2 separate regions of the Homo sapiens genome follow, and region 1 is linked to region 2. The links are chromatin loops, found by intact Hi-C in ENCODE. Cell type or tissue: PC-9. All regions are shown on one strand. Each heading gives the region's core, and the rest is flanking DNA. Links, peaks and the distances in the headings are about the cores only. Region 1 has its middle 120 kb from the start of GADL1. Region 2 has its middle 84 kb from the start of MIR466.

Evidence for each region. A loop is a pair of places that touch in the nucleus more often than their neighbours do. Peaks named below come from ENCODE experiments on the same cell type or tissue, not always from the same donor. Only the 100,000 strongest peaks of a DNase experiment are listed, where the experiment ranks them.
Region 1: it touches region 2 in a loop (4-fold over the local background); 2 of 110 quality-filtered maps call a loop at or near these places.

What each region holds. Positions count from the first base shown.
Region 1 is chr3:31,011,857-31,018,592 of GRCh38, reverse strand. No RefSeq gene overlaps it. Among named protein-coding and RNA genes, the nearest start is that of GADL1, 120 kb to the right of the region's middle. In PC-9, for the core only: no CTCF peak of the experiment used is centred there; no DNase peak of the experiment used is centred there.
Region 2 is chr3:31,074,122-31,080,857 of GRCh38, reverse strand. No RefSeq gene overlaps it. Among named protein-coding and RNA genes, the nearest start is that of MIR466, 84 kb to the left of the region's middle. RefSeq lists a silencer at 5,144-5,344. In PC-9, for the core only: no CTCF peak of the experiment used is centred there; a DNase peak (open chromatin) is centred at 3,557; H3K27ac peaks cover 1,297 bases.

The DNA.
Region 1 (6,736 bases), core at 1,020-6,019, 62 kb after region 2:
AGAGCTGAAAATGAGCCTTTCCCCAGTCCGTGTGATAATTTTGTCATTAGGGCCCTGAAGCAGTACTATATATGTCTGTGTGTCATGGATGGCTTATGAAAGTGAGCTGTTTAAGTTTAGCAATATATGAACAGGTATGACTTGCCTGTGAGACTGCTGTGTGCAGCTCCTACCATCACCACTTACTAATCCCACCAATTGAACAAGTTGCTTCACCTCTGCAAACCTCAGTTTTCTCATCTGTTACATGTATTAAACATGTCTATTACCAGGGGTTTCTCTGAGGATCAAATGAGAGAATGCATGCCAAATGTGCAGCATTGGAAATACTCAACAATGTTGGTCATTATCTTCTCTCCCCTGTTGAGATTTGTAAAAGCAGTCATTAATTGCATTCCTCCTATTCTACCTATTTCTAATCCAATTTAGGAAAGCACAAAAGAAGTAGTTCGCACAGTGATCCAGAGGTTCGGCTCTGGCAGCAGTTGGCCTGGGTATGACCTTGGACAAGTTATGTAACATTTCCTGCCTCAATTTTCTCAACCACTAAGTGGAGATAATAACAATATAAGTTTCCTATTGCTGCAGTAACAAATTCCCTCAGACTCAGTGGCTAAAAATACCACAAATTGATTATCTTACAATTCTGGAGATCAAAAGTCTGAAGTGAGCCTTACTGGGATAAAATCAAGGTGTTTGCAGAGCTATGTTTCCTTTCTAGATGTTCTAGGGGAGAATCTGTTTTCTTGCCTTTTCCGGCTTCCAGAAGTCCCCTGTATTCCTGGGCTCATAGGTCCCTTCCTCCATCTTCAAAGCCAGCAATGATCAGTCACAAGTGTTTCTCATGTTTCTTTACTCTGCAACTAACTCTTCTGCCTTTCTTTTCCATTTTTAATGACCTCTGTGAGTACACTGGGCACACATGAATATTCTGATATAATCTCCTTATCTTAAGGTCAGCTGATTAGCAATCTTAATTTCTTAATTCCCCTCTTGCCACGCTATGTAATACATTCACTGGTTCTGAGAATTAGGATGTGGACATCTCTGTGAGCCTATTATCCTGTCTTACTATGTACCTCATAGGATTTTAGATGATTAAATGAATTAATACATGTAAACCATTTGGAATCAAGTCCGGCACATAATAAACATTATCTAAGGATTGGCTATTAGTATTTTCACACAAAAGTCAAGAGTATCAGTGTTATTGATAAAAAGCTAGATTTCAGAGTGTGAGATACAGACAAGGGACCAGATGGGCTTCTGTACTGTCTCCTCTGAATTGAATGTATACATCCAGTCAAAGACAGAACCCTTGGGCATATTTAGGCTTTTCTCTGCAAGGGGGGGTCCTTCCCACAGGGCTCACTGAATGAAGAAAGGACAGGTGAACAGACACAGAGAGAGGCACATGCAGCTGCAATGACACTTTCCCTTGTCTCACCACCAGAATAGTCACCTCTCCTCTGTGGGAAGGAAATAAGAGAAAAATACCTCTGGGAGAGTAGAAGATATTATATTATGGATGAGCAGGAATTCAGGGACAGGAAAAAAGCTTTTTGTCCAATGAGTCCCTAAGGCCAGGTTGGAAAAGAACTGTTGTTGTCTTTATCTCCACATCTCTTCACCCAGCTGCTTGTGATTGAACCTGCTGTTGCCACCTTCAGATCAGGTAGAAGGTTTTATGCAAAACACTTCACTTAAATTGCCTCTCTTGAGTTAGCCCTGTTAGTTTGTACAAGTGTCCAGACACTGCTAAACACCAGCTATGACAGCCTATGTTCAAGTTGAGATGCTTGAGACCAGGGAAATATAATGTCAGTGTTTGGACCATTAGAGCCATGGTCCCCTTCCTGCCCCTCTTATTTCCTTCTCCCTTCCTTCCTTCTTTCATCCCTTCTTCTTTTCCTTCCTTCCTTGTCACTGTTTCTCTTTTCTTGGTTGAATATATTGACAAGAATTTGTTAAAATACAAACTATACCCCACAGCATGTGTAGGTTTAGAAACAGAAGCACTTTTGTTTGATTTAGGTTTGTCGTAAACTTCTGTTAGGGAGAGAGATATCAAAATGTAATAGCCATGTCAAAAACTATTGTTTGAGAGAACAATGGGCCAAAGATAAGAACAAAGAATCTTGCGGAAAATTCATTTTCAGTTTTATTACATCAGTTTACAAACTATCACAATCTCTGACTATGGTCTGTTTTTGTTACACTGTAATCTAAACCATGACTATTCAAAAGTTGGGGTTTGCATTTCAGATAGGAAAACAAACTCATAACAAAACACTGTGACATCAAGGGATATCTTATATCTTGAATTGAATGAAAAGAAAACTCTAGCTTATGGTGGAGAACAAAGGAGAAGCAAACTTTTTTCTTAGTTCAGATTTTGTTGATTAATTACCAAGATGAAAGCTTTTTTCTAAAAAATAATTTACCAGGTGGTAAATTTTATTTTCTAAATCAGCACAGAAAAGGGAACTATTCTATAATATCTAAAAAATATAAAGTGTTTTTATGCCTGAGGCATTTTCATAGTTTGCATTTAATTATAGAAGAATCCCTTCTTACAGGGATAGACATAATATGGGCTTCATATTTACCCTTCTCAAAAATGGTAGCTGTTATGGACTGAATGCATATGTGCTCCAAACATTCACATATTGAAGCCCTAAGCTCCGGTGTGGCTGTATCTGTTGTAAGGACATAATAAGGTTAATTTAGGTCATAAGGATAGGGCCCTGATTTGATAGGATTCGTGCCTTTTTAAGAAGAGATTTCAGAAAGCACTATTTTTCTCCTTGTTTACAAGAAGAGGTCATGTGAGCACACAGTGAGAAGGCAGCCATCTGCAAGAAGACAGCCCTCACTGGAAGCTGACCATGCAGGCATCTTGACCTTGGACTTCTGGCCTCCAGAACTGTGAGAAAATAAATTTCTGTTTCTTTAACAGAAATTTATGTTGTGGCATTTTGTTATGGCAGCCAGAGCAGATGACAACAGTGGCCAAGGCAGATTATCCTCCTGGATATAGCCTCTGCAGCAGGCTTTTCTCTTTAGCCTCAGTTGTGGTGTGTGTGTGTGTGTGTGTGTGTGTGTGTGTGTGTGTGTGTCTGGGCAGAAGTCTTAAAAGCTAGGGGACAGTTCAATACCTTCTCTTCACCCTTGTGGGTGACTGTGGAAGCATGTGTTGAGATGGAGTTAGTGTCTGCCTTCGATCCTGAGGGACTGGATGAGCAGACCACCTCCATGCTAGACAAGCAGCATGAGAGGGAGAATGGGATGTTTGCTATCCAGATAGAGGCACTGTCTCAAAGATGTCATTGCAGAACACAGATAACAAGGATGTTATTTTGTGGTTTTCAGATTCAAAAGTCTAGGGCCCAGGTACACAAACAGCATATTTGAAAGACCAGCTGGAGATCCAGGCTGTCCTTTGCCAGACTAAATAAGGAATAGTTGGACTTAAAGAAAAAAAATATGGAGCATCTTGGAGAAAGCAAAGAGTATACATGCCAATGTATCCCTGAATCTTCTTCCCCTGTCTGTGTCTCTGGGAGATTGGAGGTTTTCCTGGAAACCCCAGAGAGTCTTGGAGTTTCAAGATTTGAAGGGATCTGTGTCCCATTTGTAGAAAAACCCTGCACTTATCTAGATGAGGAGTAGATTATGTTCTGCAAAGTATGTCTAGAACTGAGTCACTTCAGAGTTCTCAACCCTTCAGTGACACAGATCAAGAGAAGAGGCCTGCATGCCCAATAGAGGCATCGAAACAGTAGAAGATGTGGAGGGGAGGCCTGGCTGGCCTGATGAGGCCTTCTTTCTGGGAGTGGGGGCGGGTGTAACAGCTCTGTGATCAGCATAGCCCACAAGGCCTCTCCTGCTCCAGCGGCACCTACTTCTCCAGGAGCATTCCCCATCATTTACATGCCCTGTTTTAGCCCAAGTAAGTTGCTTATGCTTCCCAAGCTGTTCCATGACGTGTGTGACTTGCATTTGCTGTCCCTTCTACCTGACATTCCATTCCCATTCTTTGTTTCATTGAGAAATATTGATTCATCCATCGAGATGCAGCTGATTCGTCACCACATCTGTGAAGCATTTCCTATTCATTGGTCTCATTAGTCATTCTTCCTTTATGCTACCAATGTCCCGAACTCTTACCTTTATCCAACAAAATTAAACAAATGTTTGTGGAATACACACTATGCGGTGGACACTCTGTTCACCAGATTAAAAACTAGTGGACACAGCAAATAGGGTTCTACCTCTAAGGGCCTCATTCCAGTTACAATTGCTCCATAGCAAATCACCACAAAACTTAGTGCAACAGCAACCTTCTTGAATCTTGGGACTTCTGTGGGTCAGGAATTCAGGAAGGCCCTAGCTGAGTTGCTAGCATGGAGCCCTCATGGACTGCAGTTAAATGGTGGCTGCAGCTGGAGCAGCAGGGGAAGAGGGCATATTGGAGCATCTGTCAGCTGGCCAAGTATCTCCCTCTTTAGTGCAGTCTCAGAGCTTCTCCATGTGGTTTCTCTGCATGGCCTAGTTTGGGTTTCCTTGTGGCATAGCAACCTCAGCACAGTCCAACTGCTTATGTGGCAGCTGAAGACTTCAAGACTGAGTACTCCAGAAGACAAGGCAGAAGCTACTTGCCTGTAAAATTCAGCCTTGGAAGTCACAGTGTCACTTCTGCTGCATTCTCTTACCTATCATTGAGTCACTGGCCTGTCCAGATTTAAGGGCAGAGGAGTTAGATTCTACCTCTTGATAGGGAATTGCAGGTTCAAGAAGAGAATGTGGGATTGGAAATATTATTAGAGCCATCTTTGGAAGACAAAACTCTCTCAGTTTTGGCTAGCATTTACCATACTCTGATGCATGCCCATTTCCATATTCAGATCATAAGCTTGTTGAGGGTATGAATTAGAAATTATTTCTTATTTGTTCCTAAAACTTAGCACAATGTCTGGAAGAGAGAAGGCTCTCTCTCTCTCTCTCTCTGTCTATATATATATATATATATATATATATATATATATATATATATATATATATGTAGTGCATATGGAATGAATAAATGAATTTTCCATTTTTTGTCCAAGTCTAGAGAATCCTTATTTCTAAAAATAGAAATTATGTCTATTATTTTAATTAAGATAATGAACAGTTTTGCAAGGATAATTTAGTTCCTCAAAGTAGCACATTTTCTAATTTTCCAATAGAGTTATTTTCTTAGCTATCTGTATTAGTCAGTGTTCTCCAGAACAGAATATGTATACACACACACACACACTGCACACATACATGCACATACCTAAACAGAGGCAGGCAGGGAGGGAGGGAGGGAGAGAGATAGAGAGAGAGAAAAGAGAAGAGAAGAGAAGAGAAGTGATTATAAGGGTTGGCTACATGATTATGGTGGTGAGAAATCCCACCCTCAGCAAGCTGGAGAACCAGGAAAGCCAGTGGTATAATTTAGTCTGTCTGAAGGCCTGAGAGCCATAAGAACCAATGGTGTCCTGAAGTCCCAAGGCCTAAGAACCAGAAGTTCTGATGTCAGAAGGCAGGAAAAGATGAGTGTCCCACCTCACAGAGAGAGAGAGAGAGAAAAGTCACCCTACCTCTGCCTTTTTGTTCTTGTTGGGCCCTAAACAGATTAGATGATGTGTGCTCATATTAGTGTTAGTGAGGGAGGATCTTCTCTACTCTGTCTACTGATTCAAATGCTAATAATCTCTTCTGAAAACACTCTCATAGACACACTCAGAAATAATGTTGCATCAGCTATCTGGGCATCCCTTAGTCCAGGCAAGTTGACACATAAAATTAACCAACACGCTATCAAAGTCAAGTTTCTCTAAAATATGTACAGTAAACTCAATGCGGGCACAAAATTTGTTTTTCTCACGTAGTGTTTCTAAGTACTCTACTTCTTAATGTTAAAACACCTCAACTTTGGGAATTTTGGCTTCCAGATGAGAAATGTTAGGGCCCTTCAAAGGGTCAAGATTTCAATAAAACTTAGGCTTCCCCAGAACAATTCAGGTCTGGGTACTTTGATAGTTTGGAGCACCAAATTTATCTCTCCCTAGGATCACATAGCTCTGTACCCTTTGAAGCCACATGAGTGATACTCTGTATTCTTACTTCTGAATGGTGCTTTAGCAACTTCCATATACCAAGAATTTGCTGGAGTGACTTTGTTGAGAACAAATCCAAAATATTCCCAAATGCAGTTTGCCATCACAGTTAGATTGAAGGATATCAACCTGTGCTTTATGCTACATGTGCATTTTAGTCAGCTCCTTTCATGTACAAAGAATGATCCTGGGTTAAACACCCATCTCATTATTTATGAAAAACTACACACAGATGAAATAGGATTAATACTGGATATTTGTGTAGTGATACCAAAAGCAGTAGTTATTTGCAGAGCTTCCTTTGGTAGCTTTTTTGTTTCCTTGTTCTATCCATGTTTTGTTTGGGGTACACAATTTTCTTATATTTATCATGTTGTATTATTATTACAACCATATATCATATAAATTACAAATATTGATGATAGCTTCCATTATTGAGGTCTTATCCTAAGCACTTTATTTGCCCATCTCAGCTGATGCTCACAAATATTCTGTTAATATTCTCTTCACTATTTTGGAGTTCAGGGGTGTTAAAACTTATCCATGGTTATAGAGGCAGCAGAGCTGGACTCAAACATTCCTATGTC
Region 2 (6,736 bases), core at 1,055-6,054:
TTTACGTACCCACCCTTTGTTATGAAACTACTGGAAGCAGTTTTCCACAATAAATGAGACACCAAGAAAGTAGAATGCTTGATGTTAAGGAAACCAAGAATCCTATACATGACTGAGGCAGACGAAAGCCCCCAGATGAGGGTGAAGGAAACACCTGGGATGAGAGCTGTGCAGCAGGTCCAGACAGCAGGAGGACAAAGTCTCCAGCAGGGAGAATTCAGAAAATAAAAAGTAGAACCAACAGATGATCCGATACATTGCCCTGTGCAGAAAAGTGAATGAGAGGCTATTGGACAGTGTAGAAAGAATTAGCCGTAACGATAGAGAAAACTAAGTAAATGAAGAAAAAAGGCTATTTTTAACTCTGGGTAAAATGAGAAGTTGCATAAGAAAGAAGCCATTCATAGTTTACTACTTATATGCACTGCCAAACTACTTGGTTTAGCAGTGAATATAAATTACATAGCATTAATGTAATGGAAGTATACTGAGATGAAGGATATGTAAGTGGGAGGTGGGTGGCTGTTATTAGAAAGCTAAATATTTATCTACTATTTTAGGCCACTAGTAGAAAATTTCTAAAACTGATAAATCAAGAAAAAGCAATAAAATATATGCTTTGGTTAGCTATGAAAAACAAAACCACAAAGTAACAGTGACTTAAGGAAAAAGTTTATTTCTGTCTCAGTCAACATAGAACTAGGCAGTCCAGGATTGGAGTGATAGCTTTGTTCATCAAATCCTCAGTGACCCAATCTCCCTCTATACTGTTGTTCCAGAGTGAGGGGCTTCCTTTCCCAAGTTAACCGCATGGCTGAATGTAGCTGCTCAGGCTCCAGCTATCATGTCTGTATTTCAGCCACCAAGAATGAAGAAAGAATGAAGAAGGAAGCAGTCAAAGGATGTTTTTCCGGTGTCATTTAAGAAAGGTTCTTGAAAGTTATATGGAATGCCTTTATTTACATTCCTTTGTCCAGGATTGAATTGCATAACTGTATGCAATTAAAAGAGGAGCTTGAAAATGCATTTCTGGAAGTCATGAGCTCAGCTTGAAATTGTGGTATATATTTCCATGGAAGAATGAAACGATGGATATGGTGGAACTAGCCATTTCTTCCACATATATTATTTAGAAATGCGGAAGTAAATTTCAGAATAAATATCTAAAGGACTAAAATCACTGAAATTGCTGGTTGGGGAATGAGGCTTCTGGATAGGAAGGAGTGGTAGAGATTATTGCTGTATTTTATTATAAATTTTTAGTACCATTATCTCTTAACTTTTTATGACATGTATGTATTATATTGATAAAATAAATGCATTAAAAGAAATCATAAAGGTCCCTGACATAGTGGGTATGATAGCAGGCTACGCAGGTTGTAAGAAGGGAGGGTGAGAGGATATGCATCTCCATTTTCATCTCATATTTGTCCCTTGCTTATCTCTCAATACAGGGTTAATATGGTGTTTTTAGGCTTCATTGCAATATGAACTAGTAATTGGACCTGTAAGATCTGTTCTATTTTCCTGTGATCCTGTGAATACAAAGAAAATTTTGAGTGGACATCAAAAGTAATGGTGATGGAGATAAGCTAGGAAGACATCTCAGCAGCTTAAGTAATACTTGTTTACTTTCGAGGTGTCAGAATTCTCCTTTTGAAAAGTCAGGTATCTTTCTACTGTGGCTTTTCTCTTAATTCATAGCCTCTTAGACGGTGAGAAACAGTGACGCTTAATCTGGAGATTCTGATTTTGGGCAGTCCAGGTAATCGCTCATGCCATGTCTTATTCTCTCAAATTCTTTGCAGGAAATATTTTCCCTTTTCCAAATTCTTCTTCATCTCTGACTTAGAGAATGGCCCAGTCAATTCCAGGGTCCTTGTCTCCACAAATGGAAGTGCAATTTATGAAAGCTCAATCCTGCTGCTATGTGAAAACATCTACAGTCACAGAGAAGAAAACAAAATGCTGGGATGAGACAAAGTACCAGTTACAGCATGTGACTGAGGTAATAATGAGCAAGATGACATCAATAGTATCATTTTTTAAAAAATAGCTTTTGCAATAATAATGACTATATTTTAATTTACTATAGTTTGATTTACTGGATATTAAGAGCTACTATCTTATAGCTCATCTCTGATCTTTGATAACTCTACAGGAATATATTATTTTCATCTCCACTTTAAAGATAAGGAAACACAGTTCAGAGATGTGCCATATCTACATCTCAGTTTAACAATAAGTCAGTGGGGTTTGGGTTTCAACTCAGGACTGTCTGACTTTAAAGGCTGTGCTTTTTGAATAGTAACATAATTTGAATTTTTGGTGGCTACTTCATCCAATGTCCAGCCATCCAGTATTTTCTGAACATCTGCTGTCTTAAGCACTGTACTGGCTTCAATAAGGCACATGTAGCTGGACCACACTGAACATACCCTAAAGGATCATATCATCTGAGTGGAGATGGGGAGAATCGGATATAAAACTCACTGTTATAAATGCAATACCATACATACTAATTTGCCTAGGACCATCTTGATTTTTTTGTCACAATAATTATTAATAGTATTTCTTTTCACTCTCAAAAGTGCCTGGGTTTGGGTAATAAACTATCTGGTTATTGTAGCAGATGCTGCCAGGTCCCACTCATATATCCCATTGCTCCTACCATCTCAGTCTGCTCCATCTGATTGCCAACTTCCAACACCAGTATTTCTTTTGACTGGGGCTTTCTTTTGCCACTGGAGCTTGTTTTGCTAGTAGGACAGAAGTGCTGAGGAGTGAATGCCCCCTGGGAGCAGCCCTCTAGCAATGACTGATGATTAGTCAGTGTATCCATACTCCAACCCCATCACCCCTTGAATGAGATAATTGAAGTGTGTATCCTATACTGGCTCCCCTGTTCCCCACAGGACTAAGTTCCAGTTGTCCACAGCGGTAACTGGCTTGAAAATGCACCTTTTATTGGCTGCCTTTCCCATCTTGTCCCTCTTCCCCACCACCCTATCATATCTTCCTGTAACTTCCAAATAACATCTCTACATTCAGATACTTGTCTGGGCCTTTCCTCTTGTCAGTAATCCAAACTGGAATACCCCTCTTATCTATAGAAAAGTTAAGGACTGAGTGGTTTGGTTTAAAGTACAACCTTCATGGGTGTAGTGAGACTTGACCTTGACATTTGGATATGATTTAGGTAACAATGTGAGGGAGGGAGGATAATACAGATAAGGGTGGCCAGGTGCAAAAGGAAGGCAGATGATGAAAAAGGGTACAGACTGGGGATGGACATTTGTTCTGGGAGAGAAAGACAGACTATAAAGCAGAAAACAGAACTTAGGCCAACAAAGACTAGAGAGCAATCACAGATGTTTGAGCAGGATAGTGAAATGTTGGACGCACTATTTTAGGATACCATGTTTGGCAGTGGGCAGTCCGACAGGATGAGGAGAGAGCTGAGTCAGACCAGCCAGTGGGGAGAATGTTGATGTTATCTGAATAGGAAGAGATGAAGGCTGAGCTCAAAGTGGAGGAAAAAATATAGTAAGAAAGAGTGGTTATGAGTCATTTCAAAGGTGAATCCACTGGATTTAGTAGGTGACTAGCTACAAAGGATGAAGGACAGAGATGAGTCAATGGTGACTGCTCCCCTCAACCTACAACCACCCTATGATTCAAGCTGTGAACAACATGGATGATAGGCTGACACATTTAAGAGAAACCAATTCTCTCAAATATTAAAGTGCATTCAGTGTCTCATTGTGTTTCTTTTCCTTTCCAAGGCCACCCCGAGTGCCTGTTGAATGGTTACTCTCTAGAGTGTACTTTTCTTTAATTAAATGACACTGTGGTTAAGAACTCAGGCATTGGGCTCAGGCCGAGCAGGGTTCAAATTTTAATATAGTTTCCTGGGTATGTGGCCTTAAGCAAGCTTAGTAATGTTTTGAGCCTCAGTTTTCTTTTCCTTTTTTTTTTTTTTTAATGTGGCTATAGTTAATCGGTTTTTTAAAATGTAGTGTTTTAAGAATTTAATGAGATAATATGCATAAATGTTGTCACAGTATGTGGCACCTATATAAGTGCTCAGAAAATGATGCCAATTATTATTAAACTGGTAAGAGCAGGCATTACACTTGCTCTTAGCCAAAAGTTCAAGAAGCATTTATGCCAATTACTATTAACAAGGTGAGGTGAACTGTCTGACCATGTCTCAGAGTGTCTGTAAGTAAAGAGGACTATTAAAGTATATCTGTAGATCAATGTAGCTAGCTAGATCTCCCCACCCCACCCTCTCTCGTTTTCTTTCTCTATCTTTATTTGAGGCCCAGAAACAGATAATACTGTTCAGCATTCTGCAGGAAGCCCAGCATCAGGAATGCGGATGAAGAAATAAAGTCTTAGCTCCAGACAATTTTTTCATCTCTAGATAGCTACAATATTGGGGAGTTTCTATTCTATTCTTTGTGCCAGAGATCATATCCCATTTCATGGATGGCTTTAGGTCAATAAATAGGTCTATTTTTTGCTCTTCAAAAGACTCCCAGACACAATTCATTTCAAACAAAAGTCACCACCCACCATCCTGCTTTTCACGCTCCTGCCCATGAAAATGATTCTCTGAACACAGAGCTCTCACCCCAGTCCAGGGGCTCAGTGGGGAGGATAGAGGTGTGAATTCTAACTGACAGGCCTGAGCTAAATAGGAACAATTGTCTTGCAGGGGAACGGTGGCAAAGGGGATGCACCCCGTCCCCTTTCAGTCTCTTCTGAAGTCAGTGCTGGTTGATTCTGCAGCTGGTGGATTCAAAATGCAGCAGTTCAGAGTGGTCATTTAGTTTGAAAAGAGCTCTGAACTGACTAGGAAGTCCCAGGTGGCACTTTTTTTGAACTTTGTGGGCGTGCCCGAGGCTTTCTTATAATCCAAGGAGTAATTCTGAGGCGAGCTGGTGGGGCCCTCTGTTGCAGCCTCTTACCTGCAATGGCAGTGTTTCCCACAGGCCCTCCTACTGCCCATTGCAGGGCTTCAAGGGAGGCAGGGTGCGTGTGGACAAATCCGTGGATTTCCTCAGATTTCATCAGAGATGACCAGGGTGCTGGAACTTCTCAGTTTGACCTTCTGTGACCAAAGTCTCCCACAGGACCAAGTTCTGTGATTTCTGATACTTAACAGATATCCCCAAATGCTGGAAAGGCCTCTCCTAAATCTCCTCAGTATCAAAATGGCAAAACCCTGAAAAGACTGCTTATCTCTGTTCTCAGGGACTTAGTCCCTCAGCTGAGCTGGGGGAACAACAGATTTCAGTAATCCATCATATTTGGCTTCTTCAAAACAAGATTCCATCCACTGAGACCAAAACCCTAGAGTATGCAGTAGCCTGGGTGAGTTTTCTGCAGGAAGGATGGAAAGTTTGGAGAGGATGAGATGCACATCTTTTAATAAAGGCCAAAACATTAAGTTGCAAATGAGAAACAAATAATTTTCTTTTAGTCAGGCACCAGCATTGGGTAAATATAGAAGGAGTGGTTTGAGGATTAGGTTTTCTTCTTTAGAAAATTACTGAAAAACTACTGAACATGGAGGCATGTGTAAGCCAGCAGAGCAAGCCATCTTGCAGTGGGATTTCCTCCGGGACATCAAGGTTTTGAGGTAACCTAGTGTAACAGATGCTTATGGAACACTCCCCCCACCATCTCTTTACTAGGCTGGTGTGCTCACCCCCAGCTACTGTGGGTGTTGGTTGCCAGCAGCTACTCCCTTCTCCAGAGAGGCTCTCTCTTTGGCTAACACTGCCATACCCAGTGACATTAGGTGGTTACACGTCCCATCCTACCTACCTCCACCAGGCAGCCTGTGGCCAATGACTGACTGTTACCAAGGGTACAAGAGCCCAAACTCCCTTGCTTCTGGGCAGGACAACTCCAGAGCTTACCCTAGGATGGGTGAGACTAGGTTCCATGCAAAACATTTTTACCTTGCCTTTTTTTTTTTTTTTTAGTATGCCTTACCCTGCTTCCCTTACTCCCCTACGAGTTTTATCTGAGAGCACACTCTCATTAAGTCACATGCACAAGAACCCCTGCTTCAGGCTCTGCCTCTGGAGAATGCAAACGAAGATACCTGGCTTATACAGAAGGCAGTGAGCTGATTGGCTTCCTTGTCAGAGGCACTGTAAAGGGGCTGCCTTCTTTTCTCTAGAATATAACTCTCTGAGTTGCCTGATTATAATCCCCTTAGAGTTAAAAAAAATCTTAACTGCCTATGCTCTTGATTTCAGTTGGACTTTTTCTTTAAAAATGCTTAGTCAGTGTGCCATAGAATTCTTAGAAGTTTTCTACTAATTAGAAAGTGACTCTCCTCCTCCTAACACACTTACACAATTATCTAACTACTCTAGAATATTATAATTTAGATTTCCATTCCATGTGTTTCAATTCTTTTTGCCAAAATCATGACTTTGAAACTCTTGAGTTTCCTGTTGGAGCTAATTATCTGCAAGTATATTAAAATGTCCTTTTCTTTCCAAAAACATCTATCCATATAAACATTCCAAAAACTGAAAGCTTTTTATTTAATTTTTCAAGGTTTTCATTCTGAGTGGTTTAATTTAATGCCAGCAGGAGGGAGCTGGGACACATGAATGGAGAGTCATGGTAGAGATGTGTAAGAACTCAAGGGGCAATAGCTTTCTCCAGTATTTTTTGCCTCCTCTGTATTATTGACTCCTAGTCAAAA